2 separate regions of the Homo sapiens genome follow, and region 1 is linked to region 2. A link is a contact called in ENCODE Hi-C or POLR2A ChIA-PET data. All regions are on one chromosome and are shown on one strand. The core of a region is the stretch at or near the end of the contact, and the rest is flanking DNA. Distances in the headings are between cores, read along the strand shown. Region 1 overlaps NINJ2 (ninjurin 2). Region 2 holds the start of RAD52 (RAD52 DNA repair protein).

Region 1 (4,499 bases), core at 1,176-3,675, 350 kb before region 2:
CAATTTGATGAGAATGGCCAAAATCCAGAACACTGACAATACCAAATGCTGCAAGGATGTGGAACAACATCCTTGTTCATTGCTGGTGGGAATGCAAAATGGTACAGCCACTTTGGAACACAGTTCGGCAATTTCTTTCAAAATTCAACATACTCTTCCATACGATCCAGCAACCACGCTCCTTGGGATTTTCCCAAAAGAACTCAAAACTTACGTTCACACAAAAATCTGCACATGGATGTTTACGGAAGCTTTATATATAACTGCCAAAACTTGGAAGCTACCAAAATGAAAATACTCTGTATGAGGGTATGATGGTGGAAATACATCATTATGCATTTGTCCAAAACTGTAGAACATACAACAGCAGGAGTGAACTCTGTGTAAACGATAGATGTTGCGTGATAATGATGTGTCAACGCAGCTTCATTAGCTGCAACAAATGGACCCCTCTGCTGGGGGATGTTGATAATGGGGGCGGCTGTGCGTATGTAGGGACAGGAGGCATATGGGGAGTTTCTGTACCTTCCTCCCAATTTCGCTATGAATTTCGCTGTGAATTTTACTCTAAAAAAATAAAGTTTAAAAAGAAAGAAACAAACAAACAATAAAACCAAAGACAAGATAGTGACTCAATGGAGAAGAATTTTCCAAATATAAAAAAGTGGCAAGCTGAGTGCGGTGGCTCACACCTATAATCCCAGCACTTTGGGAGGTTGAAGCAGGGGCATCCCTGGAGGCCAGGAGTTGGAGACCAGCCTGGGGGACATGGCAAAATCCTGTCTCTACCAAAAATACAAAAAATTAGCCGGGCGTGGCGGCGTGTGCCTGTAGTCCCAGCTACAGGAGGCTGAGGTGGGAGGATCACTTGAGCCCAGGAAGTCGAGGTTGCAGTGAGCCATTATTGCACCATCCCACTCCAGCCTGGACGATGAGAGTGAGACCCTGTCTCAAAAAAAAAACAAAAAAAAATGGCAGAATTCACAGTCGAAAAGATAAATAAACATAAAAAAGTTAAGCTTCTGTCACATGAAAAACTTGTTAAAATTAAAAGTCACGTCATAACTATTACAAATTTATACCCTAAACCAAATAACACACCTATTAAGTACAATTATGATCCCAGTTTTCTAAAATAAAACAAAATGCCTTAATCTACAAAGGGGAAAAATGGAAGGCGAAACACTACGTGGTTGGTAGTTGTAGGCTGTGGGTTTCCGGGTGATGGCTGGTTCCACCATCTGTGTGACCTTGTGCAAGTCAGTTCCCCCTTCTGTGCCTCAGTCTCCCCATGTGTAGCATGAAAATGATAATGGCACCTTCCTGACAGGGTTGCTATGAGCACTACCTGGGTTACTGCGTGTAAAGTACTTGTAAGAGTGTGCGGCACTCAATAAATCTCAGTGTTGCTATTATTATACGTTTTCTTACAGATGGGCTTTTGAGATTTCCACTGTTTACCCAGGATACTAAGGGTTGTACTAAGAACATGGTGACACAGGAGAACATAGTCTGACATGGACAGACTTAAAGATTATAAGGAACAAACAAGTGAAAATAGGTCAGACAAATCAAAGAGTAAGGGCAGCACATATTATTCATGTTACATAAAACCAAGGAGCTGTTCCTTGTATATGATGAATTGAAGAAGTCTCGAAGACATTGCGTCTTGAGGCAAAGTAGGGCCAAGTGAAATTTCCACTTCTCTTGCCATTGGCCAAGAACATTTCATGGAGGAGATAGAATCTCAGAAGCTGAAGAAGAGGCGAATGTATTAGTGGGAGTTACCATTAACAATGAACACCAAGAAGTGTCGCAGGAGCCTGCACCTCGGCAGTGCAGCCAACTCTGCACTGAAGGTGTGGAGGGTCTGGGGCATTGTTGCTTTTGGGGAATGCTGGGCTATTACAGGCCAGAGGGCCCAGAGGCCTTTGCCTTGTTGAAGCCCTCTAGTATAATGCTGGACCCTTCTGGTTTAAAGGAACATTTATTATCACTAGTAAGATTTTTCTTTGTAGCTCTGGGCTAATTTATGTAGGTAGGAGGTCCCCTGCGGAGAAAGCTTGGTCTCTCGTATATAAACACAAGCATCTGCAGATAAGTTTCCTGTAAGGAAATGAGCTTGTTAACGGGTGGGAAAGGGAAGAACTGCTCACTCACACAATCGTGTATAATGTGTGTGTATGCGTGTGTGTCTGTGTATAGATATGTACAGACAGCACTTTGCCAACACCCTGTTTCTGGTATGCGCAAGGATGTTTCCATACTTGGCTGCTTCACAGGTGTTTTCACTGACCTCCCCCTGGGCACCGAGGGGGTAAGTGCGGATCTACGTTCAGCAGGTAGCTGTGTCCACAGCTCCATTCCGCCCCCACCCTCCTCCTTGCCCTCCCTCTGCCCAGAGGGAGGAAACTGGCAGTGAATTCCAGAGAGGACTGGAGAGGGCTGCCCGAGCTTGCCCATCTTACCAGACAGGGCTATGTCTAAGGTGTGAGTGCTGTGGACCTGGCCATAGGCCACTTTCGAAGGAGCTCACCCGTGACTCAGCTTGGGCTGTGAGAAATGAGGAGAAAGGGGGGGAGACATTTAAAACATGGTCATCAATTCAATCTAATTAGAGTCATTTGAGGTCCACCTAATAGACACCAAACTGTTAACAGCAATTATCTTTGGCCGATAGAATTAAGGAAAATTTTAATCCTGTTTAATATTATTTTCTACAATATTTTAATTTTAACTTTTTTTTTGAGACAGGATCTTTCTTTGTCATCCAGGCTGCAGTTCAGTGGCACAATCACGGCTCACTGGAGCCCCGACTTCCTGGGCTCTAGCGATCCTCCCACCTCAGCTTCCCAAGTACCTGGGACCACAGATGTGCACCACCACACCCGGCTAGTTTTCATATTTTTGGTAAGGACGGGGTTTCACCATGTTGGCCAGGCTGGTCTCGAACTCCTGGGCTCAAGTGATCCACCTGCCTCGGCCTCCCAAAGTGCTGGGATTACAGGCGTGAGTCACTGCGCCCAGCCTACAATGCTTGTATTTTTGTTACAAGGATGTATTTCTTGTACCAGCCGAAAAAGAGAGAAATATTGAAATAAATAAAGCACAAATTTGGAAAGTATTCCAGGCCGGGTGAGGTGGATCATGGCTGTAATCCCAGCACTTTGGGAGGCCGAGGCGGATGGATCACCTGAGGTCAGGAGTTCGAGACCAGCTTGGCCAACATGGAGAAACCTTGTCTCTACTAAAAATACCAAAAAACTAGCCAGGTGTGGTGGCAGGCGCCTGTAATCCCAGCTACTTGCGGGGCTGAGGCAGGAGAATTTCTTGAACGCGGGAGGCGGAGGTTGCAGTGAGCCGAGATTGCGCCGTCGCACTACAAGACAGAGACTTCATCTCAAAAAAAGTATTCCTCCCCCCGCCCCAGTTAATTTGTCAGTGGATAAGAAATGAGAATGACGAAGCTAAATCTTAGACATTTGAGGGGGTCATAGCCCCCAAGAAAAGGGTGAGTGTCCTAGCTACAGCACAAGCCATCACACGTTGAGCAGCGTGTAAGACCTCACAACATGATCTCTGCAACATCCTACAAGGGGGTATTATCCCCCCATTTACTGGTGAGAAAACAACTCAGAGAGGTTAAGAGACTTATCAGGATGCCACCCATGTTCGTGGCTTCATTGGAATTTGAACCCTGACTTGCCTCAGTAGAGTTGGGAGATTAGGACCACTCAGTCCCAGCAAGTCTGGAAGTGCGGAGGCCCTCCCAGCCCCACGACTGCGCTTGGCCTACTGCCTCTCCTCCTCAGCTTGGTTGGACCTGCACCCCAGCACGCCCGGGGGGCTCACATTCCTCCCCGAGATGCCGCCACTGATTCACCATGGTGCCAGTGTCCCATTGCCCGTCTCGGGCACAGGAGTAGCCGTGCACTCAGGATACCTCTGATGCCAAGGTTTGAGCAGCTCTGGCCCAGCCCGCCTCCTTCTGCCCAGCTGCCAGGGCCCCGATACTCAGCCCTCCCCTGCCTGGTTTCTGAGTCTGAGGAATGTGCCCAGAAGCAAATTGGCGCTGAGATTCACATTTACTCCTTTACTCCTTCCGAACGCCTGAGCCACTGGGGGGTCTTGGCTACTTCCAAGCTTCAATTCCTCGGGGCTGAATTTCTCAGTGATCTTGGGAGGTCCTTGCAGCTGAGTCCTTCTGGGAGACATGCAATGAAGGTGGTCAAGGCTATGAGGGGAAAAGGTGGTCAAGATAACGAGGGAAATGGAGCTAGAGGCTTTACAAAATGGGTGGGGGCCAGGTGCGGTGGCTTAGGCCTGTAATCCTAACACTTTGGGAGGCCGAGGTGGCAGAATGCCTGAGCTCAGGAGTTAGAGACCAGCCTGTGCAACATGGTGAAACCCCATCTCTACTAAAATACAAAAAAAGTTAGCCGGGCATGGGTGATGCACACCTGTAGTCCCAGCTACTCAGGAGGCTGAGGCGGGAGAAT
Region 2 (4,489 bases), core at 1,768-4,267:
TACAAAAAAACATGGCACTACGTATACAGCCAAAATAACACTTATGAACAGTTTTAGAGCTGAAACAGGAAGGCAGAGTGTCACCTTATTTGAACATAGCTGGGAAAGCATACAGTGGGTGACTCAAAATTTTTCACAACTAGTCTCTCCCACAGCTAGCTCAGTTACATTTTTCATACACTCATCTCCAACTACACCGTTTATACTACAAGATAACACGTTTTGGTGTACATTACACAACAGCAATCTCTGACGGTTTCTGCCTCCCTGAGAAGACCAGCACACAAACATTTCTCTGCTTGATACCACGATAATTAACGGCCTGGTAAGTGGTGAACTGAGAATAGAACACTTTAAAAAACACTCCCAGAGGGGCGCAGTGGCTCACGCCTGTAATCCCAACACTTTGGGAGGCCAAGGCGGGAGGATCACCTGAGGTAGGGAGTTCGAGACCAGCGTAACCAACATGGAGAAACCCCTTCTCTACTAAAAATACAAAATTAGCCGGGTGTGGTGGTGCACACCTGTAATCCCAGCTACTCGGGAGGCTGAGGCAGGAGAATCGCTTGAATCCAGGAGGCAGAAGTGGCAGTGAGTCAAGATCTCGCCACTGCAGTCCAGCCTGGGCAACAAGAGCGAAACTCTGTCCCCCCAAAAAAACAACAGACAAACAAAAAAACAAAACTCCCGCCCAGGTGTGGTGGCTCACACCTGTAATCCCAGCACTTTGGGAGGCCGAGGCGGGTGGATCACCTGAGGTCAGGAGTTTGAGACCAGCATTGCCAACACGGTGAAACCCTGTCTCTACTAAAAATACCAAAAATTAGCCTGGCATAGTGGCATGCGCCTGTAAGCCCAGTTACCGAGGAGGCTGAGAGAAACTCTGTCCCCCCAAAAAACAACAGACAAACAAAAAAACAAAACTCCCACCCAGGCGCGGTGGCTCACACCTGTAATCCCAGCACTTTGGGAGGCCGAGATGGGTGGATCACCTGAGGTCAGGAGTTCGAGACCAGCATGGCCAACATGGTGAAACCCTGTCTCTACTAAAAATACCAAAAATTAGCCGGGCATAGTGGCATGCGCCTGTAAGCCCAGTTACCGAGGAGGCTGAGATAGGAGAAGCGCTTGAACCCAGGAGGTGAGGTTGCAGTGAGCCCAGATACGCCATTGCACTCCACCCTGGGCAACAAGAGTGAAACTTCATCTCAAAAAAAAAAAAAAAACAAAAAAAAAACTGCCCTAAACGATACCAGACCTGAGGCCACTGAATTACCTGACCCAACCCAAGAGTTAAATGCTAGTTTCCAAAAACTTAAGTTTTAAATGTCTGTGCCTCAGACTGCGAGTTCTGTGGAGGACTAGACCTAGAAAGCCTAGAAAATCACCAGTATCCATCAAAAATGGAGAAACAAAATGTGGTATATCCACACAATAAATAATTCAGTTATTTAAAAAATGAAGTTGATACATGCTACATACAACATAGATGGACTTTGAATCATGAAGTGAAATAAACCAAACACAAAAGAACAAATATTGTATAATACAGTACTGAGAATGGGTAAATTCATAGATTAGTGCTGCTGGGAGTAGGAGGAAATAATGGGTGTCTGCTAATGGTTTTAAGGTTTCTTTTAGGGATGATAAAAATGTTCTGGAATTAGATAATAGTGGTGATTGCACAACCTTGTGAATATATTAAAACCACTGAATTGCACACTTTAAAAGGGTGAATTTAGACTGGGTGTGGTGGCTCACACCTGTAATCCCTGAACTTTGGAAGGGCGAGGAGTTCGAGACCAGCCTAACCAACATGGTGAAAAATACAAAGTAGCTGGGTGTGGTGGTATGCGCCTGTAATTCCAGCTACTTGAGAGGCTGAAGCAAAGAATCGCTTGAACCCAGGAGGCGGACGTTGCAGTGAGCCGAGACGGCGCCACTGTACTCCAGCCTGGGCAACAGAGCGAGACTATGTCTCCACTTTTTTTTAAAAAAGGGAGTGAATTTAATTGTACGTGAATTATAACTTTTTTTTTTTTGGATGGATTCTCGCTCTGTCCCCCAGGCTGGAGTGCAGTGGTGCGATGTCGGCTTACCGGCACACCTGCCTACTGGGTTCAAGCGATTCTCATGCCTCCGCCTCCCGAGTAGCGGGGATTACAGGCGCCCGCCACCAGGCCTGCCTAGTTTTGTATTTTTAGTAGAGACGGGGTTTCGCTATGTTAGCCAGGCTGGCGTAGAACTCCTGGCCTCAAGCGATCCTCCCGCATCGGCCTTCCAAAGTTCTGGGATTACAGGTGTGAGACGCCGCGCCAGACCTCTATCTCAATGTTATAACAAGGCTCAATACTCAGCTAAAGTGAGCGTCAAATTTTTATTTTTATTTTTTCCCCCGTGACAGGGTCTCGCTCTGTCGCCCGGGACGGAGTGTCGTGGTACGGGTGCGATCTCGGCTCACTGCAGGCTTGACCTCCAGGGAACATGGGGGCATGCCGCCACCATGCCCGGCGTCAAATTCCTTTTAAATCAATCATTTCTTCCCAGCGTCCCCCGCTCCCTGCAACTCAACTTCGTTTAGCTATTAACACAAACTTCAGATTCCCCACGCCTGTCTGCAGGCAGCATCTCCAAGGAAGCGCCACCACGGACACCTGGCTGTCCGCACCGCGGTGGGGTCCCGGCGCGTTGGTGCCAAGTTTCCTGTACCCCGCCTTCCTACCCACCTCTCGGGAGGCCCGGATACTGAGCCCCTCACTGCACTGGTGAACTAGAACAGGCCTCTGGACTCAGCATCTCTACGCTGAGACCTCAGGATCAGGTCCACCGCAGCCCCAGGTTCTCGACCCGGAAGCTGAGCCTTCCCACGCTCCACACCCACGGCTAGAACCACCCCGGGGGAAGCCGCTCTCCTCCCCCACTTACGCGCCTCGGGCAGCGCGCGGTGCACACAGGGAGCTCGATCTAGGCTATGGACAAGGGGAAGAGATCTTAGATGGAGGCCGCGCAGAGGAGAATGGGAAGGGTGCGCGAGCGTCTCTGGGAAGAAGGTCCGAACCCACGCCCAGCGCCGGAGGGGGAAAAAAAAAAACACAGACCAGAGAAGGAACCGTAAATCAAGTCGGAGGGGAAAAGAGCCGCAAAGCCTTCTGCGGCAGCCGTAAAGCAACCTGGAGGCGCGGTGCTGGCTTTTACGTTCTGAGCCGCTCGCCCTGCCGCTTCCCTGCGCGCCCTCTGCCTCCTACTTCCCGCCAGCTTCCCTCGGTCCGCGGCCGTCGGATCTCTGCTGCCCCCTGGTGGGCCTGGCGGTTTCGTCAGGCCTTCAGCGGCTAGTTAGGCCCGGGTGGTTCACACTTCACATGCCCAGTGCCCATTAGGATGCGGGGCCCGCCCACCCATGCACAATTGGGAAAATCTGAGGATGAATGGTTGTCAGAGACCTTCCCAGATTCCGCCCGGGCCGAGGCAGCGGTGGACCTGGTGGTTCTCGCGGCCTCTCACCACCGCCGCGCACATCCAGTCGTCACCGGATGGCGCCTTCGGTTAGCGACGACCGCAGGGAAATGGAGAAGTGCGGCTTGGGGGGCGAAGTCCCCTCTAGAATGTCCCCTGGGGCCGGGCGTGGTGGCTCAGGCCTGTAATCCCACCACTTTGGGACGCCGAGGCGGGCTGATCACGAGGTCAGGAGTTCGAGACCAGCCTGGGCAACATGGCGAAACCCTGTCTCTACTAAAAATACAAAAAATTAGCCGGGCGTGGTGGCGGGCGCCTGTAGTCCCAGCTACTCGGGAGGCTGAGGTAGGAGAATGGCGTGAACCCCGGGGGACGGAGCCTGCAGTGAGCCGAGATCGCCCCACTGCACTCCAGCCTGGGCGACAGAGCGAGGCTCCGTCTCAAAAAAAAAAAAAAAAGTTTTTGTAGCGACAGGGTCTTGCTATGTTGCCCAGGCTGGTCTTGAACTCCTCGCCTCAAGTGATCCTCTTGCCTCAGCCTCCCAAAGTGCTAGGATTACAGGTATGAGCCACTGCACCTAGCCCACTTATCATTCTTTTTGTGGCGAGATATTTTCAACTTACTCTCTTAGAAATTTTGAAATATACAATAAATTATTATTAACTATAGTCACTATGCTGTGCAATAAATCTCAAAATTGTATTCCTCCTGTTTAACTGTTAACTTTGTACCCTGAGACCAACATCTTCATCTCCCCATTATCTCCCCCAGCCCCTTATTCCCCAGCCTCTGGGGAATTTTTAGTAGAGACAGGGTTTCTCCATGTTGGTCAGGCTGGTCTCGAACTCCCAACCTCAGGTGATCTGCTCACCTCAGCCTCCCAAAGTGCTGGGATTACAGGTGTGAGCCACTGTGCCCAGCCAATATTGAGCATTTTTATGAACCTGTTGATCATTTGTATGTCATCTTTTGATAAATGATTTTTTTTTTAAAGAGTCAGGGTCTCAAGCTATCAAGCTGTTGCCCAGACTGTACT

The links. Hi-C counts contacts between places; a loop is a spot of excess contacts on that map. ChIA-PET counts read pairs that join two places held with the same protein, here RNA polymerase II (POLR2A).
Region 1: a map of mammary epithelial cell shows a loop between it and region 2 (13-fold over the local background). The contact joins the enhancer-like site here to the promoter of RAD52 in region 2. A Hi-C loop is called at or near these places in 1 of 168 maps with a recorded cell type or tissue (mammary epithelial cell). POLR2A ChIA-PET finds 5 or more read pairs at or near these places in 3 of 52 experiments (HEK293, PC-9 and activated CD8-positive, alpha-beta memory T cell).

The regions. Positions count from the first base shown.
Region 1 is chr12:595,971-600,469 of GRCh38, forward strand. All of the region lies in intron 1 of NINJ2 (ninjurin 2), which reads right to left. Among named protein-coding and RNA genes, the nearest start is that of NINJ2-AS1, 33 kb to the right of the region's middle. Within about 2 kb of position 2,426, at least 2 of the 41 ENCODE cell types and tissues checked have a DNase peak (open chromatin) inside an H3K27ac peak, as active enhancers do.
Region 2 is chr12:946,677-951,165 of GRCh38, forward strand. RAD52 (RAD52 DNA repair protein) reads right to left here and starts at 3,018. Exons shown (of 12, transcript NM_134424.4): 1 at 2,926-3,018. RefSeq lists enhancers at 2,190-2,848, 2,341-2,420, 2,849-3,507, 2,971-3,240.